Regions from separate parts of the Mus musculus genome. Here all the other regions are linked to region 1. A link is a loop called in an ENCODE intact Hi-C map of the cell type or tissue named here. Cell type or tissue: gastrocnemius. All regions are shown on one strand.

Region 1 (4,000 bases):
AGATCAAGAATTGACAAATGGGACCTCATGAAATTCCAAAGTTTCTGTAAGGCAAAAGACACAATCAATAAGACAAAAAGGCCAAGGATATGGAGAAAGAGGAACACTCCTCCATTGTTGGTGGGATTGCAAGCTTGTATAACCACTCTGGAAATCAGTCTGGCGGTTCCTCAAAAAATTGGACATAGTACTACCAGAAGATCCCACAATACCTCTCCTGGGCATATATCCAGAAGATGTTCCAACTAGTAATAAGGACACATGCTCCACTATGTTCATGGCAGCCTTATTTATAATAGCCAGAAGCTGGAAAGAACCCAGATGTCCCTCGACAGAGGAATGGATACAGAAAATGTGGTACATTTACACAATGGAGTACTGCTCAGCTATTAAAAACAATGAATTTATGAAATTCTGGGGCAAATGGATGGACCTGGAGGGCATCATCCTAAGTGAAGTAACCCAATCACAAAAGAAGTCACTTGATATGCACTCACTGTTAGAATACCCAAGATACAATTTGCAAAACACATGAAACTCAAGAAGAAGGAAGACCAAAGTGTGGATACTTCATTCTTCCTTAGAATAAGGAACAAAATATCCACGGAAGGAATTACAGAGACAAAGCTAAGAAGAAAGGATGGACCATCCAGAGACTACCCCACCCGGGGACCCATCCCATAATCAGACACCAAACTCAGACACTATTGCATATGCCAGCAAGATTTTGCTGAAAGGACCCTGATATAGCTGTCTCTTGGGAGGCTATGCCAGTGCCTGGCATACACAGAAGTGGATGCTCACAGTCAGCTATTGGATGGAACACAGGACCCCCAATGGAGGAGCTAGAGAATTACCCAAGGAGCTGAAGGGGTCTGCAACCCTATAGGTGGAACAACAATATGAACTAACCAGTACCCCCAGAGCTCGTGTCTCTAGCTGTATATGTAGCAGAAGATGGCCTAGTTGGCCATCATTGGGAAGAGAGGCCCCTAGGTTTTGCAATCTTTATATGCTCCAGTACAGGGAAATGCCAGGGCCAAGAAGTGGGAGTGGGTGGGTAGGGGAGCAGGGTGGGGGGAGGGTATAGGGAACTTTCGGGATAGCATTTGAAATGTAAATAAAGAAAATATCTAATAAAAATCTTTTTTAAAAAAAGAAAGAAAACAAATCCTACCCAGATATGACACCTAGCCACCTCACCCTCTCTAGCATAATAACCCTGAGCGCAGTTGTGGCACCAATAAGTTGAAAGAAAAGACTTAATAGAGGTGAGGAGAAAACCCAGGGATGTTCAGAAGCCACACTTAAGGAGAAATGACAACAGCCGGGACATTGCATGCCCAGTGTGACAAGGGCACTGTTGTTCTTCTCTGACTCCTGCATTGATGGTGGAGGGCACAGGCCATGCCCTGTTCATCTCACATCCTGGGATGCTGGCACAGGGTTGCATCATGCCAGGAACCTGCATGTGACCTTTGCTGCTCTCATTAGTTGTCTTGGACCCTAAGACTCTCTAGAGGAAATCACGCTTATTGTAGTGAGTCACAAGGCAGTGTCTCTGGGAGCCCTACCCTCTGCTCCTAGATGCTGTGCACAAATGAGCCTGACAGAAGTAGATCTCATCTTCTGGCTTCTTCTGAGTTGAAGTACCAAGATATTGCCACAAGGGGGCACTGTCCCCCTTCCCACGCCACTGCAGCTCTGAAAACTGGTTCCTTTCAGTCTAGGTGAAAGAGTCACTCTGCGTTTCTAAAGGAGGGTAACCTGCTGTGACTAGATAGTAAGCCACCACTGGGTGGTTGGTGGATATCAGCTTGAGCTTGCACAAGCTGCCTCCTTAGCTTCTCCTTCCCTGAGCATCCTGTCGACTCGTGCACTTTTTGAACCCAGAGCATCGACAGACCCTCCGGAGCCTGGTGATGCAGGATGCTGGCTTCTCAGTACCGTCTTGGGTTTTTTTTCCAGCTGCTGCTACCGAGGTCAAGTTTTCTTATGCAGCTCAATCCCAGGCCTGGATTCTCCAAGTGCATCCTGGAGATGGTAACCAGCCCTCCCAACCTCCTCATGGCCCTTCTAGAATTACTTGCCCTGATCTGTGGACCAGCCAAAGCTTCAATCATAGAGGGCCAACTGTAGGCTGGCTGCAGGAGGATGGACAGACAGACCTTGCCTATCCAGGAAGTGAGTTTATATTATAGGCAATGCTGGGCTAGGAAGTACCAGAGATGCCAACCCAGAGACTCATGGTAAAGAGGCCATAAGTAGCCCCCAGTCATTGACTGCCTATCCAGGGCTCCTCACTGGCTCCTGCCACCTCAGTGGACTCCAGCATGAAGGCTGAAGTTGGAATTGGGAATTGAGTGGGGGGGGGGGGTGCGGGGGCGGTGTGAAGCTGGCTCAGCAACTGCCCACTTTTACTTCCTCTTGGAAGAGCCGCAACTTCCTATTTGGCCACTGGAGGGCGCCTTGGGATCATGAAAACGCTATAAAATGTTAACCAACGTGGACTTGAGGGCCTAGACGAGAAAAGGACTTCAGACTGAGCCCTGTCTGATCATTCCAGATGTTCTCCGCATTCTGAAAGCCATCCTTTCTCATTCCAGAAGATCCTTGGAAAGAGACGGTCCTGCGGTTTCCACTCCCCCCCCTCAGCAACTGTAGCTAGCTTGGTCTACTGATGCTTCTTCCAGTGGGCACTAAGGAAGGTTGCCTGGGAGACCCGCATGAACGAGAAACATGGATCCAGACCCAGAGACTAGCGTGGGAGAAGCAGACAGGAAATGAAAAATGGAGGTGCTGGCATGCGGAGACTGGGCTGGGGCCGGGAGGGACGGAAGTGGGAGTTTGCCAGCCATTCTTACAGGTTGCAAGCCTCCATGGAGATTAAAAAAAGAATGAATGAATTGATTAATTAATCAATTCATTCATTCATTAATTTTTAAAAACAGCACCCCATCTCTAGTATCTTCTTACCTGGCCCAGCTACCACCTCCCAGATCCAGTCTAGGATTCTGGGTTAGGAGAGGCAAGGAGGAACTGGAGAAGAGGAAGGGCGGTCAGGTGGCAGTGTCACCACCAAGCACACACAGAACTCTGAGGCCACCTGGAATTACATCGCCCTCACAGTTACAAGGCCCTACCTGCTCTTCATTCCCTTATCTCCGTGGCAACAGAGCTCTGCTGTTCCTAGCCTCAGCAGCCTGGCACTAGGAAACACAGCCTGTCTGTCCCTCCTGGCACCTGCTGATGTCACCGCAATAAGAAAGATCTATTCCAGTGACAGCGACTGTGTCTCAAAGGCATCCCCACCCCTGCCCTCCTTCCCACAGATGCTCAGGGAAACCATTGTGAAAGGAGGCCACCCTCCAAATAGTGTCTGGTTATGCCTCAGTTTCCACTCCAGCCTGGACCCTCATTCCTAACTGCAGTGCCCCACACCCCAAAGTCTCTCTCTCCACCTGCAACCTTAGCACTGCTGCTGCCCCTCCTCTAGGGTGCTCCGTACGCATACATCCACATTCCTGGGTTCTCCTTCCCACACTCTGCCTTTTTAAAATGTTTTGCTTGTCATGCTCAAGACCCTCTACTAGTAACACATACACATACAGACACACACACATACATACACATAAACACACATACATACCACACAGACACACAGACACACACACACACACACACACACACACACACACACACACACACTGGTCTATGGTTTGTAAACACTTCTAACCTTTATGGTCTGAGATTGCTCACCCACAGAAACCTCCTACCAAGACTAGCCAACAGCTAACATGTGCTCCCCCCGCCCCGCTCCAGTATACATAATAAACATGCTGAAGTTCCCAGTTGTTACAGTAGCTGCTCTGGTCATCTCTCATAGCCTGTGCAGCCCATCTGTGCCCAGCTTTTCTGTACACATGTCTGTGTTTCCATCTTCTCCTTCCCACAGTGCCTCCATGAGGTTTCCAGACTTAAGCCATTCCCTGTGCACCAG
Region 2 (4,000 bases), 180 kb after region 1:
TCCACCTCTAGTCTGTCTTTTGTGTTTTGGGCTTTCACGGAAGGGTCCGTGATTCTCTCCTGCCTACTTCAGCTGCAGGAATGCCAAGTGCAGGGTGGGGACGGGTGACATCGGTGGAGCTGGAGGACTAGGCAATGAGAAAGCAAGTGACAACCAATCTCTTCAGAGCCAGGGCTTCCTCCTGGCAGTAGAAGGGCCCTGTGGAGACAGGGTCCCAGATGCTGACAGTCCCTACCCCAGCCACCCAAGCCCTTCAGCGTCTGGTCCAGTTTCACACTGTGTTGAGGTCAAGACTCAAAGATTGAGAGAACCCAGAAAACACAGGTTACGCTCTAATGACAAAGAATAAAAGTTCACCATGTGTGGGGAGTAGAGCAAGCCCAGGGTGAGTGTGTGCTGTTGACACAGCTACAGTCATGTCAAGGGCACCAAAGCCTCAGACTCATACGTAACTGGCAAAGCCCCTCCCTCCCCACTGGGGTGGGGCTCAGAGGGACTGCAAAGCTTCCCTCTGGTCTGCGTGTGAATGTTGACAGCATGCAGAAAATATCCACTGTAGCTTTCTCTCCCAACCACCAAGATGTTTACAGCCTGAAGATTGCCCCCCTACAGAGACAGCTCCTACAGAGACTAGCTAAACTTGCCTCCTCATTCAGAGGTATACACTAACCCCACTCACTGTTCAGCTGTCTAATAAACACACTAAACTACTGAGCTATGGCAGTTTCTCTATCAGAGAGCCTAGTTCACTGGGTCCCAACTTCTCTGTCTCTCTGAATATATGTTCCTCTCTTTTCTTCATTCCCTTGCATCCCAGAAGCCATACAAGGACTTGGTAACCATGGCCCCTCCGCTAGGAAACAGGTTGTACATCCATATCTGGTGGTCCTGGCTGTGTGAATCAATGGATAGATGGATGGATGGATGGATGGATGGATGGATGGATGGATGGATGGATGGATGGATGGGTGGATGGGTGGATGGGTGGATGGATGATGGATAGGTAGACTGGGTGGATGGATGGATGGACTGACCAACAGGATAAAGTGGATGAGTCTATAAGTAAAATGAATAGTGGATGGATGGGTGAGGGAAAAATATGGAGTAGATGAATGAACATAGGATGGATGGATGGATGGATGGATGGATGGATGGATGGATGGATGGATGGATGGATGGATGGATACCAGAGTCATCCTCCCACCTCCTTGCTGGGCTGCTCACTAGGTCTTCTGAAGCCAGGTCCTGACACCCAGTGGAGTGTCTGGCCTGGAGTCCAGGCTTTCCTCAGCCTCGAGGTTCAGGGTGAAACTGGGGGTACCCATGCACATGGGAGTCAGATGCACTGTCAGCCAACCCTAGGATTCCCTTTCTCACTGTTCCTGCTTCTGCCTCTCAGGAGAGGGGAAGATTCCAGGAGGAAGAGAGTGAAGAGCAAGAGGAGACAGAAATGAATTTATATGACCTGAAGGTACAGGACAGGATGGAGGCTGTTATATAATCAAAATACGGAAGTTTAAACTCTCTCCCCCAGATCCCTTGTGGAGCCCCTGCTGGATCTCTTGGGAGAAAGGCGACTCCCTGTGGCTGATTTGGGTATTGCAAGCATTTTGTTGGCTAGATCAAGGCTAGGTGAGTATGGACAGCAATGCCTTTGGCCATTCAGGCATTTCCTGGAGACAGACAGACAGACAGACAGACAGACAGACACACACACACACACACACACACACACACACCATAGCTCTCTAGTCAAACAGTCCTACCTCCATACCCAACTGCTTTCCCTTGACCCCTCCAGAGTTCAGATCCCAAAAGCCTCACTCTGGCCCTAAAGACGAATGAAAGACACAATAACCACCAACCTGTTTTCTCATCTATAAAGCAGGTATAAGACCAGCATCTTGCATAAGCTATAAATACTTGGTGCTTAGTCCTCAGTAAGTGTCTTAGCAATTGTTCTGGGCTCTAATACCCACTGCCTGGCTCCTCTGAGCTTTGACATGTTGGGGGAAGTACAGACTGATAGGTTGAGCCGGAAAGAGCTCAGTCCCCTAGCATGGGGTAGGATGGACAGGACAAGGGCTGAGGCTCGCAGGCCTGTAGCTAGTGCTGTGTCTCAAAGGTAGTGAGGACTCCAAAGGCTTTAGCCAGGGTGTTGGTATAACTAGATACACACTCTTCAGACCTAGAGAAGCTACTGGAGAGAGGGTTAGAGAGGCAGCTGCCTGGGTAGGAGCCATAGTGGGAAGTTCAGAGACTCAGCCACACAGAGACCCTGGTGGTAGACAGGATGTAGGGCTGAGAGAACCTCATCTGTGCAAGTAACCAGGTTTGCAGGGAAACGGTGTTAGTCACAGGTACTGGCTGCCCTTCAGGATCTGTGACAAGACAGTTCTCTCTGGGACACAGAGACCCTTCTAAAAGCACATGACATCAGTGAGTGGGAAAGCCCAGTTAGCCCACTGGGATTTTGGGCTGTTTAAAGTCAACTCAAACCACTGGAAGTAGAGGACAGTGGCTCTACTTCTTTGCGCTGGGGGCCAGGGGGTGCAGGGGACAAGCACACGCTAGTCATGTTTCTTCCATGCACCAACCATGCACTTTGCATACTCTGACTGCACATTTCCCATGCACTAGCCACAAGCCTTCCACACAGCAAGCATGCCCCTTCTGGCACCTTCCACATTGCCAATATGTACCTTGGTTGGTTGGCTGGTTGCTTTTTCAAGACAGGATTTCTCTGGCTGATTTGGAACTCACTCTCTAGACCAGGCTATCCTTGAACTCAGGGAACTCGAGGATCTGCCTGCTTCTGCCTCCTGAGTGCTGGGATTAAGGGTGTATGCACCATCACCCAGTGCTATCATATCTTTCATGATCTCCATGGCATCCGAATGACTTTCATCACCTGCCACTAGACTCCGCCACCCTGACCATCCCCACACAGCCACATCCTACACACAGACCTTCCTATGCTACCTGGTTACCATCCACGTTAGACCTATACCTTCACACAGTCTCTACCATTAATCACCATGCCATCCACTGCCACGTCATCACACACTCCATGTGCTTGTCACCTAGCTAGGTGTTCAGTGTCCTCCAAAAGATAAGAGATAGGCACACATGCTCAGTAGAGACCCCACACACCCCAAACCAGACCAGTCCAACAACAACAACAACAACAACAACAACATGCCCTGGATCCCATCAACCACGCACCTTTGCAAACACAGCCTTCCCGAGTGATGGCCTGCCGGCAGATGCCACAGGGCTTCACCTTCTTGAAGGCCTTCACCTTGAAGTGGTGGGTCTTGGGGGCCTCCAGGTCTTCTGGCTGTGGGAAGAAATGCCCAGAGATCAATCAAGTGAATACTGGGGTCTTGGAAAGGAGGCAAGGGCAGAGGAGGAAAAACTGGCCAGACAGGAAAAACCAAGGCAAGTACCCTGGTAGGAATGAAGTGCCTAAGGACCAAGAACAGTATAGGGCTGATGGAACAGTCATGCCAGGCTCCCAGACTAGGAGGATCAGTGGACAGGGCACAGACAGTGACTGCAGACTCTAGCACCCAGGCAGGGCTCACCCTCTATGGCTTCCACTCATGTTTCTCTTCCCACTCACTTTGGTATTTTAGGGTACAAACTAAACTGCAGTTAAGCGACTAAGTTTAAATGTGCGTCTTCATTGGGCAGAGCTAACGCTGAGTGGCCTGGCGCTTGCCTAGTGTAAGATCCTGATCTGCTTCCCAGCCATTACAAAACATACATGCCGAAAGAATATTCCTTGCTACAACATACCCAGTGCACCTCGTGTAACTATGTTCCAGTGGCTATTGCATGACTCCTCCCAGTTAAAACCTCCCACAGGAACCCCAAGTTCTGGACACCTTCTACATACCAACCACATAGCCCATATGTACCTTCTACACGCCAACCATACACAGTCCTGGGACCTCCCTTAGCAGCAAATTGCTTCACTCTATTGTACGCTCTGTAC
Region 3 (4,000 bases), 290 kb after region 1:
TCTGCTGGTCTTGCTCCATCCTTGGCTCAGCTGGCACCCAACACACACACATCACCCTTGGTGACACCGGTCACGGGGTAAAGGGGATTCTCATGCACTAGGCCTGGCTTCCCAAATACCCTCCGTCCACTCATGACACCTAAAGGGAAGAAACTCTTCAGCTCCATCACAAGGCTGCCTGGTGGCTTGACGCTTCCATAGCACCTGACCGATGTCCTCAGCGGGCATTGCAACATTCCTCAAGATGGAAAAACAATCTCATGAGCTCAGATCACAGGACAGAAAGCTCCCAGACAGCCTGCTGGAGTGTGCTGAGCAGTCTGGGTGGTGTTCCAAAGAGAGAATCCAGCCCATGAGGGCTAATGTTAGATGCAAGTCCCAGTTCTTTGTTCTAATGGTGGGTTAGGCTACAGGTGTGACCATGATAATTACCCAGATCACAAGTCAAAGATGTATATGTTCAATAGAAATGGTGAAGCGTTATTCCTCATGGAAGTATAAAGTTCTTGGAGGGCCATCAGCACCTCCTCGGAAAGCTGGTGTGGGCCCAGTAGTTACTAACTTCTCCTGATCTTGTCTCCTCCCTCCCCAAAGCAGATAGTATCTGCCCATAGCCATAGTACACACACACACACACACACACACACACTATATACAGACAGACATACACAGTACATACAGACACATGCATATACTACACATACATACATACACACCACACACACAGATACAGCAACATAAATAAGTACACTTACCATACACACATACTCATACTACACATACACTCACACACACCACACACACACATATACCATGCATACATACATATACACACACAAAACACATACACCATACATGCATACATGCATACATATACATATATACACACACACATACACATACACACACAGCACACACACACATATACCACACATACATATATACACACACACATATACACTACACATACACTGACACACACCACACACACATATACCACGCATACATACATATACACACACAAAACACACACACACACCATATATACATACATACATACATACATACATACACCATACATACACACACACACACACACATATACCACACATACACACATACACACAACACACGCACACACTCACACAGCACATTGGCACAATAGTTATCCTTCTCTTTGAGGGCAAGCGATCACTTTCCGGTAATTCTCAGAGGTTTAATAAATAGCGGTGAGAGACGTATGAAAGGCAACACGGCGGTGTGTCAAAACCTCCTTGCGAACCAGGCCATGGTTAGCAAGGATCTTGAGGAATTCATGGCGAAAATTTTGGCCAACGAAGGCATAGATGATAGGGTTAAGACAACTATGAGAAAAGCCCAGGATCTCAGTAATATACAGGGCCTGGTCAATGTCATTGCGGCGTTCGCAAGTATCTTCAATCAAGTGGGCTCCTAAGAGAGTGTCTGAGAGCAGAACCAGATTGTAGGGCAGACAACAGAGCAAGAAGACCAACACAACAGCAAAGATCACCCCCATGGCCCGGTGTTTCTGCCTCATGTGGGTCTTAAAGAGCATGCGCAGTGTGAGCCCGTAGCAGACCAGCATAGTGAGCAGCGGCAGGAGGAAGCCAAATATGTGGGACAGACCCCGCAAGGTCATCCGAAAATCTGTTGTGGCTTCACCCAGGACTTCATAGCAGACTGTACCAGAACGGAATGGTTTATATGCCTGGCGGAAGATAGCAAAAGGCAGAGACAGAATCAAAGATAGACCCCAGATGCCCACGCACACGAATTTAACCAAGTAGCGCTTTCGGGCCAGCGTACGGGTGGCATGGACGATGGCCAGGTATCGGTCCACACTGATGCAGGCCAGCAGCAGGATACCACTGAAGAAGTTGAATTCCTTCAGGAGTGAGACCATCTTGCACAGGGGTGTGCCAAAAATCCAGCCCTTCAATTTGGAGACAGCCAAGAAGGGCAGGGTCAATGAAAAGAGTAGGTCGGCGATGGCTAGGTTCAGCACGTAGACATCCATGACGGATCGGGTCCTTCGCCTGTATAAGATAACCAGCATCACCAGCGAGTTTCCCAGCAAGCTCAGAAGGGACACCAGTGCATAAAAGACAACTAAAGCCTGCCTGTTGGTTATTGGAACTCTCTTACAGGGGATGAAATAATCTCCAGTGGGCAGCATTCCCGTGATATTTCCAAATTCTTTCTCAAAGTCACCCTCAGGATTAGTCCAGATGAAATATTCAGCCTCGGCCATTGTTTGATCTAGGTGAAAGGTAAGAAAGAGAGATAAGATTTAGTAACCAAATTCAAGTGTTGTGAGTGTTGAGGGGGTAGTATTGGCTTCTCTGTTGCCTTGACAACCAAAGTTCACCCCCTTTGCCTTCAACTTGAACTTTGGTAGGTTAGCTTCCTAATGCTGTCAAAGTCCTTGGACAGTCAGTCTGAGTATAGAATAAAACCCATGGGAGATACCTTTGCCTTCAGTTGGCTCTACAGTTCTCAACTCTATGCCCAGCTCTTCCTTGTCTCCTCTTAACCATCTTTGTCCTCAGCCACGCCCCTGGGTTCAGATACAGTCACCAGGTTGTTCTTACACTCAGGGAAGAGCCAGCACACAGCAAACGGAAGGAGGCAAGGTGTATCTGGGCGTCCCCTCCAACCTTATGTCTTATATATGCCCCCTCATTATTGTTTGCAATTTTTGTAAAGACATATTATTTTTCATTGCTTTTATTTATGTATAAGTGCATATGAACTTGTCTGTGTGTCTATATGTAGAGGTCAGAAGAAGGCATCTGATCCCTTGGAACTGGAGCTACCAGGAGTAGCGAGCTGCCCAAAGTGGGTCCTAGGAACCAAATCCTCAGGAGCACTCCATGCTCCTAACCACTGAGCTATCTCCCCAGCCCCTTGTTTGCCTTTCTTAAAACCTACCTGGAGAAAGAGGTGATAACTTCAGATTACATTACACTGTACTCTGCGCCTTGTCTTCTGATGAGATTGTCTCCAGCTTTCACAGTTGTAAACATCGCGTCAAAAGCACACAGAAGAGGCCAAAGCAATGATTCAGTGAGGTGCCTGCGTGCTGCCAAGCCGAAAACCTGAACTTGATCCCCAGAGCCCACATGGTAGAAGGAAAGAACTACCTCATGTAGGTTATTCTCTGGCCTCCACACCTAAGCTCACACACACATTAAGCGTGAAATAGAAAAATTTTAAATGCATGTCAAGGGTTGGTGAGATACCTCGGCAGAGCTTGTCACACAAGCCTGACACCTTGAGTTTGCTCCCAGAATCTATGATGGAAGAAGGAAACCAGCTCCTTAAAATTGTCCTCTAGCCTCTGGCCTCTGTATATAGTCCTGCACACTTGCACACACACACACACACACACACACACACACACACACACACTTGAGACATGAGAACACGTGTGCACCTCTACCCAACACCAGGGCTCTGTAATCTGGAAGTATTTAGAAGTTAACTGAGTTTAAGATGAGGATACAGTTACCTAATGCCCACTCTCAATGGCTACCTTACCTGGGGCCTTTAATCCCCAAAGATTTCCACTTATCAACTGCAGATTGTGGGAAGATAGGGAGCTCTCCCAGCTTCCAGGCCTTGGATTCTATGGCAAGGGCAACCACATCCCTACCCCTTGGGATGCTCTCTCAGTGCCAGAGTTTGCATCTTCACAGAAGATGAAGGTTAGAGAGAAGCAATCAACACTGAGCCAGGAAACTGTTCACTGCAGCCACATAACAGGAAAGCAATAAAAAGCAATGGCTGAGGGGAGGGGGGCTGTGACCGTAAGCACCTAGGAAGTCAGAGTTGCGTACCTAGACACAGTGAGGGGACAAGAAACCATTTATCAGAAATCCCTTAGTCCCACAGAAACCAGTGTGTTTTCTAAAATAAAGTTGGACCAAGCCTTCCTACCCCAACATGTGGACTGACACACAGCTGACACAGGCGTCCT
Region 4 (4,000 bases), 84 kb after region 1:
TTCCAGACCTGAAGTTGATTTAGACAGAGCCTTAAGTGGGTAGAAGACTCTAGCCTCCCCTAACCAAATTTCTTCCTCCTTATTGCCACCATCCCTACGTACATGCACCCCTCTGTGGGATCCTTGTTTCCGGCCTCAGCTGGCCCCACAAGACATTTTCGAGTTATCACGACAGAAACTACATCATGTTTCTCTTTGATTCCAGCACTTAATACTGATCCCGATATTAAGACACCTGGGAATGCTAGAAAACTGACTCCTGGTGGTCACAGGGGACAAGGCAGATAGAAAAAGAAAGAATGGAGCAAGCAGTAGAGAAAGGTGGGAGGCACAAACATCCCAGAGGTCCTGAGGTGCAGGGAACCAGAAAGGAACTGAGCTTGGTCTCGTTCCTAGGCCACCCCAACCTAAGTCCTGACCGGTCCCATTCTCCTTCAGTCCCCTCACACTGTCACCCCTGAGACTGGACAGACCACATGGTTCAGAGAAGATGGTTCCTGCATCTGCGACACCATCTCACACTGGGCTCCTCTCCTGCTACAAGAAGAGGCAACCCCATCCTGCCCCTGTCAGGGAGCCCACCTTTGAAGGCCTCATCCAGATCTTCCTTCCCAAAAACAACCCCCAAGTCATGGATGGCACAGGTGTGGAACTGCACTCGGAAGATGACGTCTCGAGCCGGGCTCCGGAATTTCTTATGATAACACTTCAGCTGGATGAGAAGTGGACAAAGGGGGGAAAGTCAAGTCTCAGAGAGCTTCTTAACTGGCTTCATCAGCTGAGTCCCAAATCTCACCCCAAACCCACGAGAGAGAGATCAGAAATACCAAAAAAGACCTCAGAGCTCTTTGGGAGACTTCTAGAACAGAAGAGAAGGGGAACAGTCTGGCGTTGTGGGGACTAATGCACTCCCAGCTGTTCCCGAATAGAGGTGGGCATTCAAAAAGGCAATGTGTCTTAAACTATGGCAAGCAGGATTGGCATTAGGACTGGGAGTGTCTTTGTCACTAGTCTAGAGCTAGAAGGTCACAGTTCACACTGAGTGGCAGTTCCCTGAAGATGTCCCAGAGCAAAAGATGAAACTAGGAAAAGAATATTCTCTCCAAGGGAAGAAGTTGGATCATGATGATGTGTGTCTGGGAGGGATACAGGAACCCACAGTTCTAAACTCAAGCTTACAGGGGAATAGTCGCATGTCCCATGTCCCCAGGGTAGGTCAGGAACAGGACAAGAGAAGGGATACTTGAGAAGGAGGGTAGAGCTCACCAAGATGTCTCCCTTCAAGAGCAGCCCTGGTTCAATGGTGATACAGATGCTGGCCTGGCTGTCTCCAGGGATGTTGCTGAGGGAGAGAGGTGACGAGGGAGCTCTGCTGAGGAAACAGCCTCAGCTCTCCCTTCCTCCTGACCCACCCCATCCTCCTTCACAGACCACTTACTAAATGCCAGATGTGTACACAGGTTGCATGGCTTGGTAGATGCGGAGAAAGGGCCGGCACCCTGTCAGAGAGGGGGAGGGGAGTGTGAGGTTAGAACCAGAAATGGTTGGAGGGAGGAGGGACAAAGGGAAAGGCAAAGAGGGAAAAAAGAAAGAGAAAAAGAAGGAAACACGAACATAAAGGAAGCCTAACTTCCCTTCTCAGTCATTTTAAATAGGCAAAACATCGACTCCTCCAGTGTCTTCTGCCACCAGGCATGACCAGGAGTCAACCTGACATTGCAGAGTAGGGTTGAGCTCTTCTGAGAGCCCCACACAAGCCCAGATGATACCACAGCTTACCACCCAAGAAGGAAATAGAGGCTGAAGGGAAGGGATGGGGCAGGTACCTCCTTTAGACTCAAAGTTGGGGATGCCGTGCATGATCACATGATGCAGAAACAAAGGCTTGTTGTTCATTTTGATGGAGCCAGAGAGTAGGCCACTGAAGTAGTGCACATATCTGCGCAGGAATAAGGTGTCATTAGTGAAGGGACTGTGTAGTCCCTTCCAGCCACCCACTCACCCAACCAGCCATCCACCCACCCACCAGCCTTTCCACACATCCATCCACCTACCTATCCACTCACCCACTCATCCACCCATCCTCCACCCACCCATCCACTCATCCACCCACTCACATATCCACTCACCCAGTCACCCACCCATCCTCCCCATCCATCCATCCATCCATCCATCCATCCATCCACCCACATATTTATCTACCCCTCTATACATTCATTATTTATCCATTCTTTCTTTAAGAACACCACCGTAGGCTACCATCTACCCCCATACACATGACACATGCACCCACCCAGGCCACATGATAGTTAAGTTTTTCCAGCCAGGGCATGCCTCCAAACTTGCTGAGCCCCAGGATGAAAATGAAAAAAAAAAAAAAAAAATCTGCAAATTTCAGAGCCTGGAACTCACTTGGCGTTCTCTAGCACCCTCTCGTGGTGAACATGAGTATCTCTCTCACGTCTCATTTCTAGCCCAAGCATCAAGTAAACACCCCTAACAACTTACTGAGGCAAACCTTACTTATGACTATTCTCATAGACCCTAATATATTCTCAATCTCTCTCTCTCTCTCTCTCTCTCTCTCTCTCTCTCTCTCTCTCTCTCTCTCTCTCTCTCTCTCTCTCTCTCCCTCCCTCTCTCTCTCTCTCTCTCTCTCTCTCTCTCTCACACACACACACACACACACACAGAGGAAACAGTAAAAGTTTGATAACTACAGTACTTATTTTATTTCTTCCTAAACGTATGGAATTTTGTATATTAACTTCTTGACTTGGGATCTGAGATAATTAACTTCCAATAAGTATCCTAACTCTAAGCTGGTTTGTAGTTGGGTTTTCGTTTCTTTAGCGATTTTATTTATGCTGTGTGTGTGTGTGTGTGTGTGTGTGTGTGTGTGTGTGTGTGTGTGTGTTGCTAGAGATTAGACCTGGGGTCTCCTGCATGCTAAGCAGTCAACAGACTGAGCCACATAGGCAGCTCCAGAAACCTCCCAGTTCTTCTAATAAAAATCTTGCTGCCGGAACAGAAGGGGACTGAGCCATCTCGTTTCTTTCTAGCAGAGACAGAAAGCCAGGTCCAGAAAGAGTTGTGACACACATCAAGATCACATAAATCAGGGAATGGGAGAGGGAAGGAAAGAAGGAAAGTCTAGACTTTGAAGCATCTCCAAACCACAGGTCAGTCCTCTGGTGCTGGCTGGTTGACATTTCCTCCTTTTCTGATTCTCTAGAGAGCCAGGTTGAACCAGATAAACCAATCAAATGCAGCCTGGGACTCTATAATAGCCAATAGCTCCACAGGAGGGTAAGACTCTAATTATGACACCAGAAGACCTCTCCCCACCCCCATCTCTTGGCCCCTAGGCCCTCCTCCAGTCCCCAGTCCCTGAGCCTGGGTGGGGCCATCTCAGTCTCCCCTAGCAAGATAATCTGATGGGCACTGCCAGCTCCTATTCAGGGCCCTGTCCAGTCCTCCCCCCCCCCCCCCCCCCCCGCCCGTTACTCAAACCGGAAACCTGGAATGGCAGGTTTCCATCAGATCTCCTGACCAGGCCAACAGGATGTGTCTGTGTTCTGGGGACAATGAGTCCCGAGGGCGGGTGACAATGAGTGAGTGACCCACAGGCAGAGCCCCTCCCGCTCACTCCTTGCTTTCCCTGTCCAACTACCGGGTTCCCTGTGAGCACCACTGACAAGGGAACAGAGGGAAAGTGGCGGGGAATGTTCCGGAAGCCAACAGCTGCACTTTCTCATGTGTGTAGAGAAGGTGGCCTGCCCCCAACACAGGCACTGGCCCATGGGATCTGTTGGCAGACACGAATAACGCACACAGTCAAATTCACGTGACAACTGCATTGCACGCAGGCATGTGAGGAGGATTGGACCTCTTCTCTTTCTCATTAGGGGAAGCTTGGTCTCTGCTGCTCGGCATCACAGCGACTGTTCAGCCCACCGTCTCCAAGTCTCAGGGAGACACAGGGATGCTCCACATTCTT
Region 5 (4,000 bases), 230 kb after region 1:
GGACAAGGTAATGGGAGCAGGGGATGGGAAAGCAGGTGGACTTTGTCCAGGCCTTCCCTAGGTCCCTTGTCCCTCAGACCTGCTCCACAAACAGGAGGCTTTTCCCCTGAGAGGTGAGGACCTCTCATTAGCCCTGGTTTTGCCTCCCATTTCTCCTCTGACCTTGGCCCACTCTTTCTCCCTCACTCTCATTCCCTCTGTACTCTCTCTCATTTGGCCCAGCTCCCCCGCCCTGATTTCATGCTCTCTTTGGCCCTCCCCACACCCTGCAGCTGAAGACCTCACTAGGAAAAGGTCGTGCCTTTATCCGACTCTGCCTTGCCCGAGGCCAGCTGGCTGAGTCGATGCAGCTGTGCCTCCTGAACCCACAACTCACCAGGTGGGTTTGCCAGGCCATCATCCCATATACAGTACTTGAACCCACTACTGCTAAATGGGTGACAGGGGTAAAGGACTGAGTGTCAGCAAGGAGAAAGGGCCTGAGAGTCCTGCATGCAGTTTGGCATACTTGGGCCTCTGCCCTTGGAGGCTGAGCTCAGCCACAACCTGCCTGGGAAGGTCCCCTTTGGTACGCTGATTCTCAGAGGTCAAGGGTAGCAATGGCTGGATGTGTTGGTCTCTCTTCACACAGGGAATGGTATGGCCCTCGGAGCCCTCTGTTGTGCGCTGAGCTCCAGGAAGACATCTTGGACTCTCTCTATGCCCTCAATGGAGTTGCCTTCAACTTGGACCTGCAGCGGCCAGACCTGGATGAAGCCTGGCCCATGTTCTCAGAGTGAGGAGGCTCCAGCCCAAGCCACTCTTCCCTCCCCCTTTTAAGTTACTTTTGTGAGGTTATACTATAATGACATTGTTTCCCCCTTCTTCTATCTCCAAACCCTCCCAGATAATCTTTCTTGCTCTCCTTCAAATTCATGAGCTCTTTTTTTTTTTTGCGAGATACACACAGACAGACAGACAGACAGATAGACAAACAAACAAATACAACCCACTCAGTCTATATAATGTAACTTGTATGTATGTTTTCATGGCTGACCGTTTGGTATTAGTGTGCTCTTCCCTGGGGAAGACTGTTTCTCCTGTTCTCGGCATTCCTTAGTTCCCTCGCAGTTCTTTTTGCAGCGTTGGGACCTCATGAGTCTCCCCCCACCCCCTTCATGTTAGCATGTCTCTCTCGTTGCTGTCTTAGCTGGTTGGGCTCATGTTTAGACAGTTATGTTGGTGAGGCTTTCTAAGTGTAGATTCTGACACTTCTAGAAGATACAGTCTCACGGCCAACTCCCTCACCCTCTGGCTCACTTTTCAACCCCTTGCTCGGCAATGATCCCTGAGACTCACACATAGTCATAGTGTATATGTATCAGTTGGGACTGGGCTCCACAACTCTGCATTTTGATTGGTTGTGGTTTTCTATAATGGTCTCCATCTGTAGCAAAGAGAACTTGCCTTAGTGAGGGGTGAAGACTAAACTGATCTGTGACTATAGGGACAAATATTTAGGATGTAGTTACGGATTATGCTGGTTTAGTAAAGTAGTGGTTGTAGGTTCTTCTCCAAAATTCATGACTTCACCTACCACTGGGTAGTGGGCTAGGTTTCTAGTACCAGGCACGGCTGGCTTCCCATTTGTTGAACATGTCTTAATTCCAACTAGAGAGCTGTTGGTTACTGCCAAGGTATATGTAGCATTATGCACCAGTAAAGTTATCATGACATGTTAGCTCTTCTGGTTCATAGGTGTCACAGCTGCGTAGAAATGTTGGTTGCTTCCCCTCCTTGGAAGCCTGCCTCTGCCCCCTTCTTGATCCCCACTCTCCAGCCTTCTCTTTCCTCAGCATCATCTCAAGCTAAGCCACACTGCTAAAGACTAATTGGTCCAAGTAGAGAGTGAGAAGGATGGATAGGTGGTAGGATGCTGGGATGCAACAGATGTATAAGTGAAGCATGGGATGGCTGGCTAGACAGTGAACAGGAACCACTCAGGGGGAGGGTGAAAAACAGGAAGTGTATTAGTGTAAATGGGTGGTTCAGCCATTAGTGAATGGCTCGGGCAGCCTCCACTAGAAGACCAGGCCAACTAAAGGCCCGGATGTCCTGCCTCTTGGTTTCAGGTCCCGCTGTTCCAGTCCCAGCCGGACCGGGAAAAGAAGACCCGGGAAACCCAAAGGTTTTCCAGAGGAGGTACCTCTGTCCACCTTAACCTGATTTGTCTCTTGGCCATCTTTTGGAACTCCCAAGTTGAGCAGGGCCTCCTGTGGGTGTGCAGAGAGCTAACTGGGACAGAGGTGGAAGCAGTGTGCAAGGGGCAGATGGGAGGGGGTGAGCAGTCTTGTTTCCAGAGAAGCACAATAAGTAGGACAGGAGAACACTGGTGCCATCTATAGGAGGCAGTGGGGCTCTCGGGAGGAGAGGGCAATAGAGATGGTTGGAGGCTTGCAGGGAGCATACATCTACTGAAACCCTGAACTAGGTATTCAAATTGGCCTATGTCAGTTAAAGGAGTGGCTAAAGTGCTTGATTTCCCAATTAATTCACAACCCAGCTCTGACCGGTTCTAAACCTAGCTGAAGACCCTTGGGCAAGTTCCTGCCCTGCCTCCTAGGGGAGTTGTGTAGATGGCTTGAGACAACCAGCATGCCACTAAGCACAAGGCTCCTTCCTGGCTCTTGCACCATTCTGATGTGGCAGCTTAAGGTTGTTGTCATTCCACGAGCTTCCCGACACCAGATATGGCACTTGAGTACTTGGCCTCGGACCTTGAAAGAGTTCAAGGCCTGTTCATGGAGACAGATCAGGAACACATTGCAATCTATGCTAAGTGTGCAGTTAGCCACTCACATCTGTGGGTTCTGCATCTGTAGACTCACCCAACCACACAAACAAAATATTTAGAAAAGAAATTATTGCATGGGTTCTGAACATTGTGCATTCTCTTGCCCTCCATGTTCTCCCAAGCAAGGCATTATAACAGCTACTTACAAAGCATTGACAATGTGTGGGATATTAAAGCCATCTAAAAAGGACGTAAGCATACAGGAGGATGTGCATTGGTTATATGCAAAGCCTTACACCATGCTATAGAAGAGTATCGAATACCCAAGCTTTTGAGCACCCTCTTGTGGTCCTGGAGCCAACAACTCCTCTGGTATCAGGAGAGGCTATAGACATGGCCAAGGGAAAATAGGGGTACAGGGAAGACTTCCTTGCCCCTGCTATGTTGAGGATCAAATCCAGGGCCACCCATACTAGACAAGTGCTCTACCACTGAACATTAGTCTAAGATTCCATTACCGTTTTACAAACCAAGAATTCTTGTTCCCTTGTTATAGATGAGAATGCAGAAAGACAAAATCGAGTGCAGGAGAGAAGGTGAAAGGAGAAGGTGGAGGAATTCAGGGGGAGCAAGAACAACACAGGTGACAGAGGTAGCTGCCACTGGCTGGAGCCATGCAGAGGGAGGAGCTGAGAAATACCTGCTGTTCTTAGCTCAGACTTGTGGGTCCTATGGAGTGCTGGCTGAGACTATCTCTGCTCTGACAATTTTCCCAGTAGGAGGCATTCAAATCCAATAAGAAGCAAGTGCTGTCCCAGAGCTTTGTCCTCTCCAATGTCCCAGATCAATGACCAGATGCTGAAATGGGGCTTCTTTACAGGTGAGATGCTCCAGGGGAGAGCAGCTGCAGGAACCAGACACTGGAGGAACCAGCTGTCTGCAGGATGCAACCAGAGAAGACCGCACACCTGACCTCTGTAAACCCTTGCAGCCAAGCCATCTTCCCACCTTTCTGGAAGAGAAGAGGGAGGATTCCAGAAGCCTCAGTTGTCCCCAGAGCACTTGGGAAACAGAAAGGGAAGGATTTCAGCTAGACCAGAAGGATGGAGGCCCAAAGCCCAGGAAATTCCTGGAAAACTCAACAGCCAGCATCCAGCAACAGAGGAGCAGGGCTAAGGATGTTAAAATGCAGCTGACAGGAAGGAAAGTTGAAGGAAAAGGAAGTCT
Region 6 (4,000 bases), 220 kb after region 1:
ACAGCCACCATTCTGCCCCCCCCCCCCCCACTCCAAGCTAAGAGGATATTAACCTTTCTCTCCTCACCCCAGCACCCTTGGGTGGTTCCAAATTCTCACTAATAGCCTGCTGCCTCCCTCTCTCTGCCTCTTGCTTTTTCCTCTTTCTTCTTGCTTGTTTTGGGTTTTTTGTCTTACTAGTTTTGGTGTTTGGGAGAGTTTGAGTTGGGGGATTTGGTTGGTTTTAGTTTGTTGGAGAAACGATCTCACTATGCTGGCCTTGGCTTAGAACCTCCCTGCTTCAATTTCTCTAGCAGTGGATCACAGACCTGGCACCAACGTCTCACAGGTATTTGCCCTTCAAGGACACCAGAGGCCCAGGTGTGACCTCCACAGAACTGACTGCAGGGCCCTCCCACTCTCCTACCTACACCTTCCCAGACTCCTTACTGTCCCAGATGGACCGGGCTCTGCCGTGCCCGCTGCCCGCATCCGGCCCACAGCTCCCTACCTGAAGCAGCAGCCGCCTCCTCGGGTCGGGCGCCGCACCCCCGGGCTCACAGCGCTCGGGCCGCGCGGGGCCCGGCGGAGTCCCGGGGGGCTGCGGGCCGCAGGAGGGCAGAGGCTCGAGCGCCTCGCAGCACACCAGGCTCACGGTGCAGCCCATCCGGCCCGGGACCCGGCGGGCCCGGGGCGGGGACGCGGACTACCCGCGAGCCGGCCCGCCCCCCAGCCCCAGCGACCTCTCGGCCCCAGGCGTCTGCGACGTGGGGAAGAAGGGCGACGCCCCCGGCCCGCCCCGTCGGAGTCCGCCTCCGCCTCCGCCACCGCTCTGCCAGGCAGTGGGAGTGCGGGGCCTGGCGAGGGGCGGCGACACGGACGCTGGAGGCAGAAGGCGGGGAGGGGACCCGAGGGCGCGGGAAGGCGGGAGGGGCGGCGGCGGGATCCCCGGGACAGGCTGAACTGGGAACGCAAGAGAGCGACGCCGTGACTAGTGAGCGACTGAGAGACTGACACCAGAGAAGGGATCTGAAGGGACAGAGACGGTGGCATGGAGGACGAGGGGAGCGCCGGGGTTAGATCTGGCTCTGCACCGGGCAGAAGGGCGGGACATGGAGCAGAGAACAGCACGTTTGGGGATCGCTCTGAGCCCTACTTACAAGTAGTTCCTCGAGCTCGTAAAAGTAGTTCTAGAAGTCCCTAACCCTTGGTTTTAAGTGACATGCCAGCCTGGCCTAGAAAAAGGATGACCCCAGCACCAGGAAGTTGAACGAGAGCAGCGGGAAAGACCACCCTACACCGAGCAGCCCACCTGGCGTTTCCATCCCCGGGAAGTGGGTACCAGGGCTGGAAGGAAGGCACCCCAACACTGACTGGGATCCCGCAGCTGGCTGGGGTAAGAGGAGGGAGAAAGACACTTGGTGGCCGTTTGCCCCTTCTCCCCACCTGTGTCACTTTCAGTCCAGTGACAGAAGAGACAACTCGAGAAAAGGAGCCCACTAGCGCTTCTGTCAGCCCCTTTCCGCCATCTACTGGCAACAAGACAGAAAGACAGGAGCAGGTGCCCGGGAAAGGAAGCCCCTGCCGGTGTTGTGTTTTGCCACCAACTGGCCTCATGCCAGATGACTTTGAGGAAGCCACCCATTCTGCCTCAGTGCCCTGATCTTTCTCTACCACTTCTCCCTGGCCAGGGTTGGTCCAGCCCCCTTCAGGCTGGGCTGAGTCACTCCCCAGGCAGGAGAGCTGGAAAAGACTGTGCAGAGCCCACAGTCACAAGGGACATACTCAGGCTACAGAATCCTGCCCACATCCCAAACAGACAAGCTTTTCTCAGGTGAGCACGGGAGTCCCTGGGCTTGGGGATTAGGTAGAGAGACCCTAGAAAAGGTCTGTAGAGAACTTCTTTTTTGTTTGTTTTTTGTTTTTTGTTTTTTTGAGACAGGGTTTCTCTGTATAGCCCTGGCTGTCCTGGAGCTTACTTTGTAGCCCAGGCTGGCCTCGAACTCAGAAATCCGCCTGCCTCTGCCTCTCCAGTGCTGGGATTAAAGGCGTGCGCCACCACGCCCAGCTTGTAGAGAACTTCTGTCTAACCCTTGGTGTACAGGTCAGGAAAGTGGAGCCTAAGAAAGGGTGACCAGTCCAGGACGGGACCTTTATCTTCTGACTCCCGATCCTGGGCCCCATGCACTGCTGTCCTAGCCTTTCTTTTCTTCTTTTCCCTTTCTTCCCCCCATGATCCACTGCTACAGGATCATGCCAGAGCTACCCTGCCCACAAACTCCAGCACTCCTGCCTGGGAAGCTGGACACCTGGCCTGGCTTTTGATGCCAGGATCTCAGCCTAAGCTCATTCAACATCCTTCAAGGGCAACAGTATCCCTCTCTGAGCCCCAGGACCCTTGAGAGACAGAAGTAGAGTTCTACGAGAGAGGGTGGTGGGATTCAAACCAGGCACCCTGCTCCCCACACCGAACATTGGTTCAGTCCCAATGTTGCACCCTCTGTCTACTTCTGCATGCTTTCCCAGAGAACATACATTTTCCACTCAGCTGGGGCCCTGGAAAGGATGAATGTGGGTCCCAAGGCAATGACACTCTGCTGAGGCTCAGGGGCTAGTCCGGGGGAAAGGAGGTGACAGTTCCCCTAGCTGGGTGTCCCCATGGTGCAGGCATTCTGTTCGACTCATAAGGAAGTCTGAGCTCAGCTTACAGCTTTGTGATACTGGGCTGAGATTTACCCTCTCTGTGCCTAGTCACCATGTGTAATGCTATGCTCTGGAGGCTACTAAGGGGATTGAATGAGACAAAGATGTCAGCAATGGCCAGGGTGACCAACACCAGTGATAGCTCAATAAGTAGAGACTGCTGATACCATTGCATGCACTAGCAAGATTTTGCTGAAAGGACCCAGATATGGCTGTCTCTTATGAGACTATGCCGGGGCCTAGAAAACACAGAAGTGGATGCTCACAGTCAGCTATTAGATGGATCATAGGGCCCCCAATGGAGGAGCTAGAGAAAGTACCCAAGGAGCTAAAGGGAACTGCAACCCTATAGGTGGAACAACAATATGAACTAACCAGTACCCCGGAGCTCTTGTCTCTAGCTGCATATGTATCAAAAGATGGCCTAGTCAGCCATCACTGGAAAGAGAGGCCCATTGGACTTGCAAACTTTATATGCCCCAGTACAGGGGAACGCCAGGGCCAAAAAGGGGGAGTGGGTGGGTAGGGGATTGTGGGGGTGGGTATGGGGGACTTTTGGGATAGCATTGGAAATGTAAATGAGGAAAATACCTAATAAAAAAAAGAAACAGAAAAAAATTAAGTAGAGGCCATATTCATGTCTTTATATCAGTCTTCAAGACACAACTGGCAGCTGGGTGGTGATGGAGCATGCTTTTAGTGCCAGCACTCAATAAGCAGAGCCCACCCTGGTCTACAGAACAAGTTCCAGGACAGCCAGGGCTACACAGAGAAACCCTATCTCAGAGAGAGAGAGGGAGAGAGAGACAGACAGAGAGGAGGAAGAGGAAGAGGAAGGAGGAGGAGGAGGAGGAGGAGGAAGAGGAAGAGGAAGAGGAAGAGGAAGAGGAAGAGGAAGAGGAAGAGGAAGAGGAAGAAGAAGAAGAAGAAGAAGAAGAAGAAGAAGAAGAAGAAGAAGAAGAAGAAGAAGAAATAATAATAACAACTGGGATTCCTTGCATTAAACTATAAAAGAAAAAAGAAAAAGAAAAGAAGGAAGAAAGAATTGTGCTTCATTCTGCCAGTTAACTCATTGTGTGACCCTGGTTTGCTCTCATTCCCTCTCAAGTCTAAACTCTCATCCCGTCCATATGTAAGGAAAGCAAGCAGCTGAACCCAGAGGATCACAGGGAATCCCATCACTTCCGAGTCTTCATGGCCAACAACGGGACCATCCTCAAGATCAGCAGAAGCCTGAAAAGTGAGTATGCCCTGTGAGATTTTTTTTCTGGGGCTGAGTTTCAGGAGACAGGAGGAGTCTGGAGAGCATCTCCCTTAT
Region 7 (4,000 bases), 180 kb after region 1:
CACACACACACACACACACACACACACACTTCCCGTCCAGACAGCACTACAAACACACACTCACCAAGCTCTGACAGTCAGTCCTTTGTAACCACACAAGAGAGCTCACTCTAGCCAATGGTTCTCAACCTGGGAGTCGAGACCCCTTTGAGGGGTCAAACGACCTTTACACAGTCATCACTTAAGACCATCAGAAAATACAAATGCTTACGTTATGATCCATAACAGTACCAAATTACAGTTATGGAGTAGCAAAAAAAAAATTATGGTTGGGGGTCACCAAGACATGAGGAACTGTATTAAAGAGCTGCAGCATTAGGAAGGTTGAGAACCACTGATCTAGAACATAAAGCCCTGCACAGGCACGACCCGCTGTACAGCTCATTCCACACGTAGACTACAGAGTCTCCCACCCTGGGGACTCCTCGAGGAAGCATGCCCTGCCTGACATAGGTCCCTCCTCTACAGGAACTCTCCAGGGAACAGGCTCAGCTGGAGCCCTTTCTGGGCACACACCCAGGCCAGGTCGTGGACACTGCAGTGTGCAGAGGGATCTCATCACACACCTTGTCCCTGAGCCTCCCAGCTCTGAGCCAGGGCCAGAGGAGACAACTTGGCTTGGAGGAGGAAGAGTGGCCCACACACTAAGCAAACACAGGCTCCTATCTGACAACACGGAGGAGGTTCTGGGTGCTACCAAAACACAGAGAAATGCAGGCAATAAGAGACTGGATCAGAGGCAGCAAGCCAAAGAGACAGGAAGAAATAGACAGAGGGAGGAGGAGGAAGCTGTCTGAGAATGAGACAAGCCACAGAGAAGATAAGGGAAGAGAAAAAGAAAGGCACAAGCCATGAGTACACAGAGAGCAAGCATGAATAGAGGCACACAGCTAAGAGGGAACCAGGAAACAAAGAGGGACAGACAGAAGGACCCAGGAGCTCCCAAAGGCCACATCAGGGAAGAGCTGAGGCTCGGGACACAATGATAGCCGTGGCTTCAAAGAGCTCATTGTGAGGCAAATAATAAACGAAGAAATCAAAAGGTGGTGGAAGATTAAAAACAGAATAGAGTCTCCAAGCTCCTCCCCACATTGTACAAATAAGTTACAAAGGATGAAACGGGGTTTGGAGGCACAGCTGTAATCCCAACAGCCTGAGTTCAAGGTCAGCCGGAGACAGACCTGAAGCTGCCTCAGAAATAAAGTGGGAGATAGGTTTCCCGGACAGATGCCAATCAAGTGATCAAAGTAAGTTACTGTCACCCGGGACGAGATGAATGGAAGTGGTACCCGTGGGATGGCTGACCAAGTGTAGAGTATCACTCTCTGACAGTCCTGCCAAAAGCCACAACCTGAATCCAATCAAGAGGAAACATCAGGCTGACACAAGCTGAGGCACAGTCTACAAATGAAATGGCCCGGAGCCTTCACAAGTGACAAGGTTACGAAAGTCACGGGAAGACAGAGATTCCCAGACAGGAGGCGACTCCAGACACGGCAGCTAAAAGCAGTGGCTGATTCTGAACTAGATGTTTGTGGTGGCCTTAAGGACGTCTCAGGGACACCCAGTGAGACACCACAGTGTCTGAGAATTAGAAGGCAGTGGCATCTTCATGCCATCAACCTCTGATGTTGGCCTCTGTGTCCCCTGAAACGGAGTCCTCGTGAGGTCAAGGAGGTATTCAAAGTCGAGTGGGGGGCAGCAACTCGCTCCCCCAAAGTTCAGGAGGGAAAGATCTTTGTGCCGAGTGAGTTTGCAACCATTCTGAAGCTTAAGATTGTTTTGAAATCAAAGATAGCCAGGCAGACTAGGTGAAAGGCAAGAGCAAACAGACAAGTCCAGGGCAGAGGTAAAAGCAAAGCAAGAAGAGGTTGAAGGCGTCAGCAGCGCCTCCTGGTGGTCATACTGAGCAGCAGCACTCCCCGAGCCGGTCCTAAATACCCCCCAGCTCCAGCCAGGAGTCTACCATTCCAGTCTACTGCCTGGGTTCAGTGAGGGTAGGGGCCTCCATCCCCTTCCAGTCTGCTGTCTCTCCTCCCACTTTCTCATCTCAGAGTTTGGTTGTCAGATTTCCTGGTCAATTTTGTCAGACATACTGGGGAGGGGCCCCAGCCATGGTGTGGGGTGGGAGGTGGAACAGAGAGGGAACTTGCAGTCCAGTTGGAGAGTGATGTGAGGGAGGCAGGCAGGAAGTCCCAGGCCTCTTTCTTCCTCCCCACTTAAAGAAACAGAATTTGACATTCTAGATAACCTTCCAAAACTCCCCTCCCTATACCCCCAAGTCCAGCCCTTTTCCCAAAGCCTAAGGAAAAGTCCCTTTTCCCAGAGCTCTGGAGTCCTTACAGCCTAGTGGGTAGGAGGGGGCAAGTGACGCCTTCCAGGCTGTTAAGAGACTATCCAGACTCATGCCTGGGACTGTGATACCACTGTCCCATCTGTCCTGGAAAACCTGAGTCTATAAACTTGCCCACAGTGGACCCGGAGGGCTAATGGGTGGTTCCAGGACTCTGACCTCCTCTAAGCAGTTCTGGGTGACTTTCCCCTCATCTAGCTCTGATGGAAGAACAGGCCTGGAATACACTGGGGCTGTGTAGCCGAGTGCATTGACAACCTTCTCTGGACCTCAGTACAAGGCGAAGCTTCGAGCTGCGGAGGGAGGGGGTGTGCTGACAGCTGTGGGGAGCAGAGAATATGAGGACACGTTAGCCCCCTAAGGACAGACTATAAAAATCTGTGTGAGGAAAAGTCAGCTCCATCATCCCCAATGAGAAGCAGGCCTCAGCTTCCCACACTAGGAAGTAGGGTATCCAGGGATGCTATAGAAAGGCTCAACACGTGGATTCTAATGTCACAGGATGTTGGTGGAGATGGTTTAGGGTGGGTTAGCCTCCTCCCTCTGATACCCAAGGACGTCTCAACCCTACAGACCAGAGTCAGAGCTTGCTACAAGAGCAGATTGGTGTTTAAGTCTGGCTCACCCTGCCCCGCTCGCCCATCTGGGACTGCTCCCCAGGTCCAGGCAGAGGATGAGAGTGAGCCCCATAAAGCCCACAAGCCCATAAAACATGCAGTGCCATCCAAGGACGGTGGCTTGTTAGGACAACGATTGCTGTCTTCCTGACAGGCGGCAGACAGCCACATGGGGCACAGCCAGGCCCTGCCCTCCCTGGATTAACAGGCAAGCCCAGAGGCAGGAGACATGGCCACAATGAAGGGAGGGGTGTCCTGGTGGCTCCAGCACTGTCCCACCTCCCTGCAAGCCAGAGTCAGAGCAAGGGAGCAGGGAAGGGATCCAGCTGGAAGCCCTGCTCCCCAGCCCTCAAGCCCCAGCAGCAGAGGGCTTTCAAAGCCTAAGGCCTTGGCCCATCTCAGCCCTTCCCTCTCTCCATTCAGCCAGCCAGAGGGTGTGGCACAACTGGCTGGACCATCAGGGGCTCTAGCCAGGCCTTGGTCCTGGTTGGGAGGAACTGCTTGCAGACAACTCCCTTCCTCGAGGGGCAGAGAGGCAAAGGGCTGTGTGCTAAAGAGGTCCACCCACTGTGAGAAAACCCCCAGTTCTGCCCTCCTCTGAGGCTAAACAGCTCTGGGTGGCCAGAAAAGACAGAAGTCTTCTAGCCAGAGAGCTGGGCAGCCTGGGAGATGGGATGGCCAAAAGCTGAGATAGGCTTTACCCTCTCCCTGTGACCCGGCCACCAAGGTCCCCTAGCCCTTAGTCGGGGAGTCTTAGTGCCTGCTCTCAGGCTTCTTCCTCCAAACCTCACCTTCACGGACAACACAGAGTTGCCTCCCTCTTGGGCCCCCAATTAAGGGCCTGCCCATGTTCTTGGTCACCCTGGTGGAAAACTCTGAGTCACCCTCAGCCCCTCCCTGCCCTCCCCCACCCTCTCAGCAGCTCGTTGCCAGATCCCGTGACTTTTGCCTCCTAATTCTCTCCACAGACTGACTCTCTTTCTCTCTCTCTCTCTCTCTCTCTCTCTCCTGCTTTTCAATTCTGCTGCCT

Evidence for each region. Hi-C counts contacts between places; a loop is a spot of excess contacts. Peaks named below come from ENCODE experiments on the same cell type or tissue, not always from the same donor. Only the 100,000 strongest peaks of a DNase experiment are listed, where the experiment ranks them.
Region 2: it touches region 1 in a loop (7-fold over the local background); 35 of 42 quality-filtered maps call a loop at or near these places.
Region 3: a loop joins it to region 1, with 2.9 times the contacts of the local background. A loop is called at or near these places in 19 of 42 quality-filtered maps.
Region 4: a loop joins it to region 1, with 5 times the contacts of the local background. A loop is called at or near these places in 38 of 42 quality-filtered maps.
Region 5: it touches region 1 in a loop (6-fold over the local background); 21 of 42 quality-filtered maps call a loop at or near these places.
Region 6: a loop joins it to region 1, with 8 times the contacts of the local background. A loop is called at or near these places in 21 of 42 quality-filtered maps.
Region 7: a loop joins it to region 1, with 8 times the contacts of the local background. A loop is called at or near these places in 35 of 42 quality-filtered maps.

What each region holds. Positions count from the first base shown.
Region 1 is chr1:73,900,059-73,904,058 of GRCm38, forward strand. No RefSeq gene overlaps it. Among named protein-coding and RNA genes, the nearest start is that of 6030407O03Rik, 38 kb to the left of the region's middle. In gastrocnemius, CTCF peaks have their summits at 1,671 (motif pointing right) and 2,462 (motif pointing right); DNase peaks (open chromatin) are centred at 1,677 and 2,451; H3K27ac peaks cover 950 bases.
Region 2 is chr1:74,075,974-74,079,973 of GRCm38, forward strand. Tns1 (tensin 1) reads right to left here. Exons shown (of 33, transcript NM_001289895.2): 2 at 3,226-3,340. Among named protein-coding and RNA genes, the nearest start is that of Gm31637, 18 kb to the right of the region's middle. In gastrocnemius, a CTCF peak has its summit at 1,580; a DNase peak (open chromatin) is centred at 1,596; H3K27ac peaks cover 1,279 bases.
Region 3 is chr1:74,190,590-74,194,589 of GRCm38, forward strand. Cxcr1 (chemokine (C-X-C motif) receptor 1) reads right to left here. Exons shown (of 2, transcript NM_178241.4): 2 at 1,196-2,280. The coding sequence starts at 2,272. The coding sequence ends at 1,217. Among named protein-coding and RNA genes, the nearest start is that of Cxcr1, 2.0 kb to the right of the region's middle. In gastrocnemius, no CTCF peak of the experiment used is centred here; no DNase peak of the experiment used is centred here.
Region 4 is chr1:73,984,437-73,988,436 of GRCm38, forward strand. Tns1 (tensin 1) reads right to left here. Exons shown (of 33, transcript NM_001289895.2): 13 at 1,827-1,939; 14 at 1,439-1,499; 15 at 1,267-1,342; 16 at 583-712. Among named protein-coding and RNA genes, the nearest start is that of Gm39664, 45 kb to the right of the region's middle. In gastrocnemius, a CTCF peak has its summit at 2,438 (motif pointing left); a DNase peak (open chromatin) is centred at 2,372; H3K4me3 peaks cover 317 bases; H3K27ac peaks cover 1,614 bases.
Region 5 is chr1:74,129,067-74,133,066 of GRCm38, forward strand. It overlaps Rufy4 (RUN and FYVE domain containing 4), which reads left to right. Exons shown (of 12, transcript NM_001170641.1): 4 at 1-7; 5 at 273-379; 6 at 632-775; 7 at 2,112-2,181; 8 at 3,654-4,000. Among named protein-coding and RNA genes, the nearest start is that of Rufy4, 5.5 kb to the left of the region's middle. In gastrocnemius, no CTCF peak of the experiment used is centred here; no DNase peak of the experiment used is centred here.
Region 6 is chr1:74,123,802-74,127,801 of GRCm38, forward strand. It overlaps Tns1 (tensin 1), which reads right to left and starts at 747. Exons shown (of 33, transcript NM_001289895.2): 1 at 491-747. The coding sequence starts at 646. It overlaps Rufy4 (RUN and FYVE domain containing 4), which reads left to right and starts at 1,740. Exons shown (of 12, transcript NM_001170641.1): 1 at 1,740-1,813; 2 at 3,791-3,922. The coding sequence starts at 3,877. In gastrocnemius, a CTCF peak has its summit at 1,519 (motif pointing left); DNase peaks (open chromatin) are centred at 761 and 1,538; H3K4me3 peaks cover 1,360 bases; H3K27ac peaks cover 316 bases.
Region 7 is chr1:74,081,145-74,085,144 of GRCm38, forward strand. All of the region lies in intron 1 of Tns1 (tensin 1), which reads right to left. Among named protein-coding and RNA genes, the nearest start is that of Gm31637, 12 kb to the right of the region's middle. In gastrocnemius, no CTCF peak of the experiment used is centred here; DNase peaks (open chromatin) are centred at 1,912 and 3,293; H3K4me3 peaks cover 760 bases; H3K27ac peaks cover 3,189 bases.